Regions from separate parts of the Homo sapiens genome. Here region 2 is linked to region 1. Evidence: chromatin contacts called from ENCODE Hi-C data. All regions are on one chromosome and are shown on one strand. The core of a region is the stretch at or near the end of the contact, and the rest is flanking DNA. Distances in the headings are between cores, read along the strand shown.

Region 1 (6,590 bases), core at 3,195-5,694:
CCTTAGGTTCCCTGCCTCCAGAACCTATTCTCCTGCCTCAATAGCATATTACATTTACTTAGTTTCTATTGTATATAATCATCCACTGCCCTCAGCCCCATCTGCCAGTTCTTGCTCTGCAAAAGCCACACTGTTGAGGCCGTGAAAGTATAGTTGAGCCTTGAACATTATGGGTTTGAAATACGAAGGTCCACTTAAACAGAGACTTTTTTCAGTAAATGTATTGGAAAAGTTTTCTGAGATTTGCAACAATTTGAAAAAATCTGCAGATGAACTGTATGGCCTAAAAATATTTCCTGCCTCCCCTTCCACCTCTTCTGCTTCTGCCACTCCTGAGACAGCAAGACCAGCCCTTCCTCTTCCTTCTCCTCCTCAGCCTATTCAACATGAAGATAATGAGGATAAAGACCTTTATAATTACCACTTTTGCTTAATAAATAGTAAATATATTTCTCTTATGATTTTCTTAAGAATTTTTATCTCTAACCTATTGTAAGAAGAGAGTATACAATACATATAACACACAAAATAATGTTAAACAACTTTATATTATCAATAAGTGTTCTGGGCACCAGTAGGGAATTAGAGGTTAAGTTCTGGGGGAGTCAAAAGTTATACATGGATTTTTCTCATGTCAGGTAGGCACCCTTTCACACCACAGTGTTAAAAAGTCAACTGTAATTTGACTTTATTGGTATATCAAGGTACTCAAAATGCTCAGTTAAGGCTTCTTTTTGAAGGAACTAAAAATTATATATATATATATATATATATATATATATATATATATATATGTATTTTGATACAGAGTCTCACTCTCTGTCACCCAGTCTGGAGTGCGGTGGCATGATCTTGGCTCACTGCGATCTCCGTCTCCCGCATTCAAGTGATTCCCCTGCCTCAGTCCCCACTCCTGAGTAGCTGGGACTACAGGTGCCTGCCACTGCACCCGGCTAAGTTTTGTCATTTTAGTAGAGACAGGGTTTCATCATGTTGGCCAGGCTGGTCTCAAACTCCTGACCTGAGATGATCCACCTGCCTTGGCCTCCCAAAGTGCTGGGATTACAGGCGTGAGCCACCGTGCCCAGCCTGATGGATGTATTCTTCAGTATGGATAAATTATAAAATAAAATGAACATTATATATATATCTAAATGGAGCTAGTGCATTTATTAATAATATAGGGAATGTTGCTTATACATTGGAGGATTTCTTAATTCTGGTTTGGAGGTTTGCGTGTTGACTCATAAAAGTAACTGTGATGCAATACTTACTCACTATAGGACTATCTATAAAAATTCAATATCAATTATATGAACATGATTGTACTTTTGGTTTTATAGTACATCTTTCAGCAGAGCCAAAGTGAAATCATTTCACTATTCATATGAAATATCAGGACTCATGGAGTAGGCATCAAACTGAGTGGTTAGGAGCATTTGCTCTTAGGGCTGCCCTTAACCTATACATAGATTAAGGGACCATCAATTTATCATGATAAAAAAGGGCTGCTACTCAAACTTTTTGAAATTGTTCCCCTTTGTCTCTGCCTAGCATGCAGAATGTTGAATGTAAAGAATCCTACATTTACACAGGGTTGGTTTCCAACTCATGCATATATTCCAGAATGCCATGACACATCAATAGGTGCTGCAATGTGATGTGGTTGTGACGACGCTCCATGCTGCCCAATGATGCACCATAAAATACCCAAAATGGTTAGTCTTAATGTGAAGTAAATACTAAGTTCATGGATTGAAAATATTGAAGATTACTTCACTTGCTCTGTAGCTCCATTTATAAGAGTCCTTCAGTTCTTAAATATGATTTACATAGTGTAACTATCATAATATCAAGGGTATTCATGATAGTTGCCATTTATTGAGCACTCACTCTATGCTAGGATCTGGTATTGTTCATGTATCTTATCCATTTGATCTGCTTAAAAGCATGTAGTTATCTTTATTTTTTATTTTCAGATGAGGAATCTGAATCTTTCAAATATTAAGTAACTTAGTATGTGCTGGAATTTGTATATGAAAACCCACATTGGTTTGAATCTAAAGCTCATCCAAAGCACTAAGCTATGCTGTCCCCATGATCTAGGTTATGTGCCTAGATCATGTAAATGTTCACCCTATAAATTTCCAACTGGAAAAAGACTAAGCAATTTCCAATATAAACAGTCCACTTTCCCAAAAGTGAAACATTTCTGATGACTGATCTGCACAATGTGTTTTCATCTCAATAAGAAGAGTAAGAAAATGGAAAGTATTGCATATGTTAAATAGCTTGATTTAACCTCATTGTATACATATATCAAAACATCATGTCATATACTACAAATATGAAGTTACTTGTCAATCAAAAAAAAAAAGAAGAAAAGAGAAGAACAGGCCTAGAACAGAAATGAAGCCTATGGGAGCATAAAGGTGCAACAGTGTAGACCAACTGCGTGAGCTCCAAACAAAGTCTCCAAAAGAATCTTTTGAAATCTTTGGGCAAGTCTCTCAATCTCTCTGAATCACAATTGCCTCATCCACCAGAACAGATAACAGTGCAGGCCCCTACTTCACTTTGGAATGGGCATGACACTTTTCTAGCCTTATTTCCCATACTTGGTCATACCCTCACATCAGGTCTTTATTCCATGTAAAAGATTTGCTGGGAAGGCCTTTGAGGGGCCTCTTCATCTTTCCACAGAGCTTTCCATTAAACAGAGGCAAAATTAAACCATGTCCTTTTTTTCCATGGCACTCTGAACCCTTCTCATCATGTGATCTATTAGAATTACTTATCTATGTATCTGGCCCACACCACTGAGCTCCTGGTGAACCTATACTGCTCCCCTTCATAAAATATAAAGCAGGTGGCTCACACAAAATACACTCTCAACAAATGTGGAATAGAAGGCATGATTCATGATTATTTCATTCTACTAAATGCATGATATTATTTGGACTACGCACTGTGATATACCATTAAAAATAAGTGATTTTTAAAAAAAAATTTCCAGAATTAGGACAGATGCACTGTGACTCACGTTATTATTATTATTATTATTATTATTATTATTATTATTATTATTTTGAGTCGGAGTCTTGCTCTATCACCCATGATGGAGTACAGTGGCATGACCTTGGCTCACTGCAACGTCTGCCTCCCGGGTTCAAGGGAGTCTCCTGCCTCAGCCCACCCGAGTAGCTGGGACTACAGGCGCGCGCCATCACGCCCAGCTAATTTCCTTTGTATTTTTAGTAAAGATGGGGTTTTGCCATCTTGGCCAGGCTGCTCTCGAACTCCTGACCTCAGGTGATCCACCCGCCTCGGCTTCCCAAAGTGCTGGGATTACAGGCATGAGCCACTGCGCCTGGCCTGACCTACATTCTTAAAAGGGCTGTGTTACTGAAACAATCAGGAAAGAATCATATCTCCAGGTGAAGGAAAATGAACAATGCTTTTTCTCTTCCTCAAGTCAAGAAAAATCCAGTTCTTTAGTTGACAGTACATCCAAGTTAGTCAAATTAAGTAGCTTCCTGTCTCCGCTTCATTTTATCTACTTGTCATGATTAAATATCCTACTAGGTTGTAAGTGGGCCCTCAACGCTGACCTTTTTATCTTGGGATTTGAGAGGCACAGTCTAGAGCACTACTCTTCACCTAAATGCCAGTATGCCACCAGTAGAAATTATCCTTTAGGCTAAATATTGTTCTTCCCAGAAACCCTCTTTTCAAGGATCAGTTTAAACCTAAATTCATCAGAGAGGAAAACAGCAGATTTCAGAGTCAGATGAAGAATTCATATCCACCTGGCTTTGAACATTATCGGCTGTGAGATGGTGTAGGTAAAATTTTAAGTGCATAATTTGGCAATAATAAATCATCAATAAATATTAATGTTGATGAGGCCCCTGGGCCACATAAAGAAATAGGGAGTGAGGGGATTTGAAATTCTGGCCACTTCACAGAAATGGGTGGGAAGGGGCTCTTGATTGAGATAGAAGCCCATCCTACATGAAGCAATTCCTCATTGAGTTCTCTCGTCCTTTATCCTTGTTGGAAACATCAGGCAAAGTCACTCTTGGTCTTAAAGTACTTTTACATCTAAATACGGAACTCTTCTATTTAATCCCTGTCTGTTGTAGATGTTAAGTATACAAAGAGGTTGTCAGAGTTTGAAACATCTGGACTTCTGTCAGGTACTAGCTCCGGAACTCCAGTCCTGCTCGCCCTCAAAAACGGCTTGCAGCTAGAGGTTTAAGTTCCACTTCCTCTCAGCGAATCCTTACGCACGAGGGAGGCGGGGCGTGTGTCCTCCGCGCGTGGTTTTCGGGTAGCACCTTCTGGGGCGCCGCCTGCCTCCACCCACGGCCGGGCCTTGACGTCATGGGCTGCGGCCCCCTCCCGGCTGAGCCTATAAAGCGGCAGGTGCGCGCCGCCCTACAGACGTTCGCACACCTGGGTGCCAGCGCCCCAGAGGTCCCGGGACAGCCCGAGGCGCCGCGCCCGCCGCCCCGAGCTCCCCAAGCCTTCGAGAGCGGCGCACACTCCCGGTCTCCACTCGCTCTTCCAACACCCGCTCGTTTTGGCGGCAGCTCGTGTCCCAGAGACCGAGTTGCCCCAGAGACCGAGACGCCGCCGCTGCGAAGGACCAATGAGAGCCCCGCTGCTACCGCCGGCGCCGGTGGTGCTGTCGCTCTTGATACTCGGCTCAGGTGAGGATTCACCGGCGCTGAACTGCTGGGCTCTCCTCCCATGGCAGGTTTTGCCTCTTGAGTTTGGCTCTTGCTTCTCTAAAAATCGCCCTTTAGTTCCCCCGACCCTGCGCCGCAGGAGGTGATCACTGTAGCTCCCTCCCTAGGAGGAAAAGAGAAGGGCAGATGTCTCAAACGTCCAGGACAAGGTGTCCCAGAGAATCGCTGTACTTTTTCTTTAGTTCAGCTGAGAAGACGGGAGAGATCATTTGAACCTAACCCTTCGTTTCACAGATTAAAAGATTAAAAAGACCAAGATCTAGAGAGGTGAAGTGATTTCCGCAGATATTGGACCCAGCAGTGTTTGCTGCCTCCTGCCTAATTCTCCATCTCTGTCTAGTGATTTCTTCTTTACCTTCCTAGAGGGACTTAGAGTATCCCGGCGAGAGGTTAAAAGCACCACTCTGATGCTGTTTTATTGAGACCTAAGAAAAAGCAAGATAAAGCAGTGGCTTAACTCTGGGCCCCAAATCTTACTTAGTACTCAGTTTATTGTCTATGTAGTAATAATAATAATGATAATGAAAAATGACAATAATAATCGATATAATTAACCACTGTTTATATTATTTTAAAAGATTATCTTTTAAAAATATCTTTTAAAAATATGAACACATCTTTTAAAAATATGAACACATCTTTTAAAAATATCTTTTAAAAATATGAACACATCTGAAGAAAATCTGATATTTGTATCTAAAACCTACCGAAATAGGCCAGGATGGCATTCTAGCAAAAAAAGAAATGCATTTGGAATGTGAAGTGATGGGAATTTTTAGACATTACCCATCAAGTAATTGTATTAGATTAATTTGCCAATTTGGCGGGATTTTTTTGATGTGGAAATTAATGTGGATTATCTGTGGAAAAGAAAAACTTCAGAAAAGCACTTCTGTAATTGGGACAGCTGAATTTGCTTGCTGGCAAAAATGTAAAGTTTCTTTCATAGAAATGACTCAATCACAAACAATAGCACATGTGCAATAACTGCTTTGATGTCAAAAGATAAACTTTTCTACCTAACACAGCTGACTCGAAAGGCACCCTACTTTACCTTTTCTTTTCTTCCTTTATTCCCTCCCCTGCAGGCCATTATGCTGCTGGATTGGACCTCAATGACACCTACTCTGGGAAGCGTGAACCATTTTCTGGGGACCACAGTGCTGATGGATTTGAGGTTACCTCAAGAAGTGAGATGTCTTCAGGGAGTGAGATTTCCCCTGTGAGTGAAATGCCTTCTAGTAGTGAACCGTCCTCGGGAGCCGACTATGACTACTCAGAAGAGTATGATAACGAACCACAAATACCTGGCTATATTGTCGATGATTCAGTCAGAGGTGAGTAGGGGATAAAGCAAAAATATGGCCTGTGAGATGTGGGTTTATATGAGCAAAGCTGCTTCAGAAGTAAAGCTGCTCCCCAGATTTTCTAGTGGCTTTATTGTATATCTGTTGGATAGCCCCTAGGTAAACTGTGACAAAAAGAACCATAATGTGGGCACATCCTATATGGCCAGAGTGATCATAAATGGTGTATGTCTCATTTTTAAACCTAATCTTCACAATGACTTTAAGTAGGAATTGTTATCCTCATTTTACAGATGTGATAACTGAAGCCGAAAAAGGTTTTGCTCTAGGTTCTACAGGTGACAAGCAGATGAGCTAGAATTAGAGCTCCAGTCTGTTTGATTCTATGCAGAAGAGACACTAAGCTCTTTCCCACTATGCTACATGACCCCCATTCTGAGAGACAAATTTAGACATTAACCATTCCTATCTACTTTGTATCTTAGCTTTTGTATCCCCTTCCCCAACACCACCCTTCCCCAGATAACTG
Region 2 (6,528 bases), core at 630-3,129, 1.2 Mb after region 1:
TTTTATCCCCATCCATCCCACAAGCATTCTGGTTCACTCTTGATGTTTTTTCACTATTACTAATATTTCGACCCTGAATATCAATCTGAACTATGACAGCTCTTAGTAAGAAATTCATTCTAGGTCCTTATTATTCCTACAATTCCTTGACTGCTTTTCAGAATTAGTTTGTAAAGATTAAATCATAACATAAAGGCCCATAAGAGTAATCTTAAACATTTAAGAAAAATGTTACTGCCAAAGAAAGGATAATTCAATCCTGAGGTTCAAACTCATCGTACCGTTTATCTCCTAAGACCAGGAATCTTGGATTATCAAAAAGACCACTGGATGCTAACAGGGCCAAAAGTTTACTTAGAAACTTGGTTCACATGCCTAAGGCTATATTAACTGCCAAATATGGAGCTAGAGAAAAATTGCCATCATCTCCCACTCTAGTACACCGGGGCTCTCTTAACGACAGTTAATGTTTCCTAGATCCAGGTACCTGCAACACTAACGTTTGAAAGACCAGAACAAGGTACAGAGCCTTGAACCTAAAACCACAGTATCTTAATCCAAGTTAATATCCCACAACAATCATACAGGGAGAACAGGACTTTACTATTCCAGCTAAAAGTGCAAGTGCCTTTTTTTTGTTGTTGTTATGAAGGAAAAGGCACTCTCCTCCCACCCCCCAAATCCGTTAGAACATTAAGTATGTCTTGGGGAAAAAAGCTGATCTATGCAGGAAATTATAGACGAAAATCTATATTCGCCCCAAAGCGGCAAAGGGCCATCTTAAGAAATCTGCTTTTAGAGACGCAGGAAAAATTCTATCAGATTCCACTAACAAAATCAACACAATCTAGGGAAGCTTCTGTTCCTTTCTGTCCCCCCATCCCAACAAAAGCGGGAACCCATCCCCCAAAAGCCATTCCCGAGTCAATAAGGGATCGTCTGCATAAGAGGGGGACGAAGAAGGCGCACGTTACAGTTCCAGTATCCGAACACGTTCGGATTAAACCCGCGGTGGCAGGGAGAGGGGGGTTGGTCAAACACGACGGAACACTAGGTACTGGGTAAGCGAAGCGGCGGCTGCCTTCAAACCCGGATTCTGTTTCCGTGCACAGAAATGGTGCCCGGAGGCCGCCACTTTCGCATCTGCGTCGCTTCTGCCTCCGTCGACACAACCTCTTTTCCCCTCCCCCCACGGGCGGGGTGGCGACGGCCTCTCCGCTCCGAAGGAACAAGGTACAAGAGCCGAAAACGATTCGGAAACAGGAACGGTGGGCTACCCACCCTAAAACATCCCCTCCAGAAAGCCTGCTCCCACACTTCCTGTATTAAGCTTCCATCAGCGCGCCTTCGGGAGCTGCTGCGTGCCTCCCCCCCCACTTCGCCACCTCATCCCCAATAAACCTCAACCCCACCTGTGCACTCGGAGCCCTCTGCCCGCAAGACGCTCGCGGGTCACCTCCCTTCCCAGGCGGCCTCCCACCCCTCACCTAGAGGAAAGACTGGTCTTCTCTCACGCACACACGGCACCGTAGGGAGCCGGCAAGAACAATGTCTCTGCCGCTACACCTCCGGCTCCCGGGCTCACACACCGGACGATTGCCTCGCGCCGCGGAGCGCGAATGGAATGTCCCTTTCCGACCACCACACCGACCTCCCCTCCCGGCGCCCGTACACACCTCCAGCCAACGGCGGCGGCGGGTACGTCGCGCGGAGGTCAGAAGAGTCGCTGAGGACCGGGTGCGGCGGGTTCTTATTGCTCGCCGCCCCCTTCCTCCGACAACTCGGAAGCCTCGGAAGCCGGAGAGCCGCGAGTTCGTCTGCCTCACAACCACCTCTTCCCGGGCGCCAGGCGCTGCGACGTGCGACAAGGACCACGGACGTCCCGCCCCCTTTGCCACCGCCCCCTCTTATTGTTTTACCCCTGCCGAAAGGGCCAGGGAACCCCCGAGCACAGCGTCAGCCAATCACGCATCTCCTCCAGAGCCGGACCCAACCTTCCCGTGTCCCTCTGCGGAGCACGCGCAGTACGCTGCCGCGCTCGCACACGCTCGCGCCCGGAAAGCCGGGGAACCGGAACCGGCCTAAAGCCAAGATAAGAGTCCGCTGATTTGACGTCACAAGCAGGCTGCCTTTCTCCGGTCCCGAGGCTCCAGCCTTGCCGCCCTTCTTCCTGATCGCGCAAGCGAGAGCTGGTTCGCAGCAACGCAGTGTCTTTTGTAGACTGATATTCTGGTCCTTTTTATTAATGGGAAGGAGGGAATTTAGTAATCTCTCTGAATAGGTGTCTGCAGGTTGCTGCTGTAGACGAGCTTAAAATGCAGCCGGTGATTTCAGCTGTTTGCACACTAAACTCACCTACATTGTTTACTTAACCCATCCTAGGTTTTAAGCCCCATTAAGAGGCCCTGCAGTAAAGGAAGAACATGACGTGGGCTTTACAGAGGGGGAAAAGACTATTTCTTTGTGTCCTTGTTACGAATTTAGGCATGGCTAAATATCAGTAGATACTAAAGCATTTTACATACTAAAGCTAAAAGAAGGCCTGAAATACAAGGATTACAGTCCTGTTCTAGCTCTAAGCCCAGACTTGCCCCCAGGGTGAGACACTGGTGACCTTGTTTCATGGACAAAGCCAAGCCAAATCTTGTAGTCAAGGAAGCCACTTTGCATCTTAGGTCTGGCAGTGTTTTCAGAGAATACCGAGATAGCACAGGAATTTTGGAATGAAGGACTGAGGAAGTGTTCAAAGAAACGGAAAGGAAAAAATACATTAATGAATGCTTACGAACTAAACATGGTGGACGCAAGCATGTACATCTCATCAGTTTTCTTCGCAATCCTGTAAGGGCAATTTTAAGGTATTTGGCATGTTAAGACAATACGTCAAATACCTTAAATATTGGCAGAGGCAATGCCAACATTAGGGCCTCCAAAGTCTACAATATCTTTACCTTTAGACTGCTTAAAGATACTGTTATATGCAAAATATTTGGGCAGACCATCACTTTAATGAAATCAACCTGATGTTTTTCCTTAAAGCATCAAAATACATTACATGCCGGCTGTCCTTTAATATACTGGGCTTATATACCAGGCATTCTTGTAATTATACAGCCTTCTGAGCCTCACAGTAACCCTATGAGCTAGTTGCTATATGTATGTACATATATATATATATATATATATATTTTTTTTTTTTTTTTTTTTTTAAGATGGAGTCTCTCTGTGTCGCCCAGGCTGGAGTGCAATGGCACGGTCTTGGCTCACTGCAACCTCCGCCTCCCGGGTTCAAGCGGTTCTCCTGCCTCAGGCTCCCTAGTAGCTGGGACTACAGGCGCATGCCACCACACCCAACTAATTTTTATATTTTTAGTAGAGACGAGGTTTCACTATGTTGGCCAGGCTGGTCTCGAACACACCTGACCTCGTGATCCGCCCGCCTTGGCCTCCTAAAGTGTTGGGATTACAGGCGTGAGCCACCGCACCCGGCCAGTAGTTGCTATTTTTATGCCCATTTTATAGATGAGAAAACAGGCTTGGAGAGGTCAAGTAACTTACCCAGGACTACACTGCTACTATTCACTGGAGCTGGGATTCAAACACAGGCAATCTGCCTCCACAGTCCATACCCTCAGGCAAACTATAGAATACTCCCATTGTACTAATTGCCGCAATTCACTTATCTGCCCTACTGCTGACTAACCTTCAAGTGTTTCCGGTTTGGAGCTCTTCCGTGCAATGCTATTATAAATATTCTTCACCATGTATCCTGCAGAGGTGCAGAACTTTCTCTAGAGCAGTGGTTCTCAGACCTTAATGTGCACCGAAATCACCTGTAGGGCTTGTTAAAACAGATAGTTGGGCCCCACTCCCTAAGTTTCTGATTCAACAGAGGCCCGAGAATTTGCACTTCTAACAAGTTCTCAGCTGATGGTGCTACTGCTGCTCTAGGAGCCACACTTTAAAAACCACTGATATAGGCCGGGCGCGGCAGCTCACGACTGTAATCCCAGCACTTTGGAAGGCCGAGGGGGGCGGATCACCTGAGGTCAGGAGTTTGAGACCAGCCTGACCAACATGGAGAAACCTCGTCTCTACTAAAAATACAAAATTAGCCGGGCGTGGTGGCGCATGCCTGTAATCCCAGCTACTCGGGAGGCTGAGGCAGGAGAATCGCTTGAACCTGGGAGGCGGAGGTTGCGGTGAGCTGAGATCGCGCTATTGCACTCCAGCCTGGGTGACAACAGTGAAAACTCCGTCTCAAAAAAAACAAACACCACTGATCTAGGGCAGAGGTGGGCAAACGGTTTGATAAGGGAAGGATTAGATAGTAAATATTTTTGGTTTTGAGCGCCACGTATGGTTTCTGTTGCATATTCCTCTCTCTCTCGCATCCTTTAAAAATTTAAGAAACATTTTTAGTTTAGCTCTAGAGCTACACAGAAACAGCCCTCAGGTAACCCTGCTCTTGAGTAGACACCAATAAGTGGAGTTAATGGGAAAAAAGATTCAGCGATCTTCAATGTTAAGTAAATATCTCTAACCTATTCTAACTGGCGATTTTTACCTCATAAACATATCTCTACACAAATAGCCCCTGCCCAGGTTCAGGCCCCTTCATCTTCCCAGGAAGACTGCAGTGGCCTCCTAACTAATCTCCCTGCCTCTCAAACATAGCCTCCATGAAGCAATGTCCACCTCCTATAGACTAGGCAGGGAGACCAGTGTGAACGGTATTCATTCGGTGGCTCAGGCCAAAAACCTCTTTTTCTCACACCAATTTATTGACAGCCAATTGCCAATAATTTTTTTTTTTTTTTTTTTTTTTTGAGATGGAGTCTCGCTCTGTCATCCAGGCTGGAGTGCAATGGCATGATCTGGGCTGACTGCAACCTCCACCTCCCAGGTTCAAGCCATTCTCCTGCCTTGGCCTCCCAAGTGGCTAGGACTACAGGCATGTGCCACCACGCCCATCTAATTTTTCTATTTTTAGTAGAGACGAGGTTTCACCATGTTGGCCAGGTTGATCTCGAACTCCTGACCTCAAGTGATCCACCCACTTCGCCGAATTGTCAATACATTTCTGTTCCCTCTACCTTCAACATTTATTCTGGATTAAATACTTTGCATCACTGTTACTGCTGCTATAGTAGTCCAGGCCACCATTGCCTATTGCAATAGCTTTCTACTTGGCCTCAATGCTTCCACTCTTATTCCACTACAGTCTGTTCCCCTCACAGCAGCCAGATCTTTCATAGTTATAATTGAGATGGTCCCAAAACCTTTAAAAGGCAACACAAAATCTCAGGTCCTTACCATGGCCTACAAGGCCTACCTGATCTAGTCCTTACCTATTACTTCCATTTCTTTTCTTACCACTGGTTTTCTCACACCACCCCAGCCAGCTCTTCCTTTGACATTCTCATCACATTACCACCCCAAGGCCTTTAATGTGAACCTTTATCAAAACACTGTGAAAAATAAAAGTAAATGAATCAGACCCAATCACCATTAGCAGGTAAATTTTTAAAAGTAAAATTACTAGAATTATATTACCTGATTCCTGATTTTTATTATAAACTTCAGCATAAAATACTTAGATAAGTATTTGAATAAGATAAGACATTTGAATTTATAAAGCTTTTCCTCTACACCCTTTCATTTGACCATTCTCAACTTTACTGAATACTAAAAGATCAACCAAGTCCATTATCACCACTTTTGCTGATGAAGTAGGTGTATACGAGATGACTACATGCGGCTGGGCGCAGTGGTTCACGCCTGTAACCCCAACACTTTGGGAGGCCCAGGTGGGTGGATCACGAGGTCAGGAGTTCGAGACCAGCCTGGCCAACATAGTGAAACCCCGTCTCTACTAAAAATACAAAAATTAGCCAGGCATGGTGGTGCGCACCTGTAGTCCCAGCTACTGGGGAGGCTGAGGCAGGAGAATCACTTGAACCCAGGAGGCGGAGGTTGTGGTAACCCGAGATCGCACCACTTCACTCCAGCCTGGGCAACAGAGCGAGACTCTGTCTCAAAAAATAAAAAATAAAAAAAAAAAGAGATGACTACATGCATGTTTAGGGGTCACACACCCCACATAAATAAGGTTTATGAAGACCAAGCATTGGAAGGGAGTAAAATCCAAGTCCTTAAGGGAAACGCATTTTTCTTGGAAAGTGTCTTTACTCACCATGTTTTTAAACTTTTAAGGCTTGCAAAACAAATGTCTTGGCCCCACTACTAATTCAGTTAGGAAGGATGATGCTGTGGATTGAATGTATGTGCCCCTCCAAAATTCATGTTGAAACTTAATCTCCAATGCAAAAGTATTAAAAGGTGGGTGGGACCTTCAGGCGGCAACTAGGTCATGAGGGCCTCACCTTCATGAATGGAATTCGTGTGCTCATAAAAGGGGATTGAGGGAGTTCATTAGTCTCTTTTGTGCTTTTGCCCCTTTCACCATGTGAGAACACAGCAAGAAGGCACCATCTTTGAAGCAGAGCAAGCCCTCACTAGGGTTGG

Evidence for each region. A loop is a pair of places that touch in the nucleus more often than their neighbours do. Pooled maps may share reads with other maps.
Region 2: a loop to region 1 is called in a map of CD4-positive, alpha-beta memory T cell, with 6 times the contacts of the local background. The contact joins the promoter of G3BP2 here to the promoter of AREG in region 1. A Hi-C loop is called at or near these places in 2 of 168 maps with a recorded cell type or tissue (CD4-positive, alpha-beta memory T cell and naive thymus-derived CD4-positive, alpha-beta T cell) and 7 of 50 pooled maps.

What each region holds. Positions count from the first base shown.
Region 1 is chr4:74,440,692-74,447,281 of GRCh38, forward strand. It overlaps AREG (amphiregulin), which reads left to right and starts at 4,445. Exons shown (of 6, transcript NM_001657.4): 1 at 4,445-4,715; 2 at 5,843-6,091. The coding sequence starts at 4,655. RefSeq lists a silencer at 5,712-5,912.
Region 2 is chr4:75,671,532-75,678,059 of GRCh38, forward strand. It overlaps G3BP2 (G3BP stress granule assembly factor 2), which reads right to left and starts at 1,880. Exons shown (of 12, transcript NM_203505.3): 1 at 1,677-1,880. RefSeq lists enhancers at 760-1,737, 1,170-1,409, 1,690-1,979, 2,716-3,693, 3,694-4,670.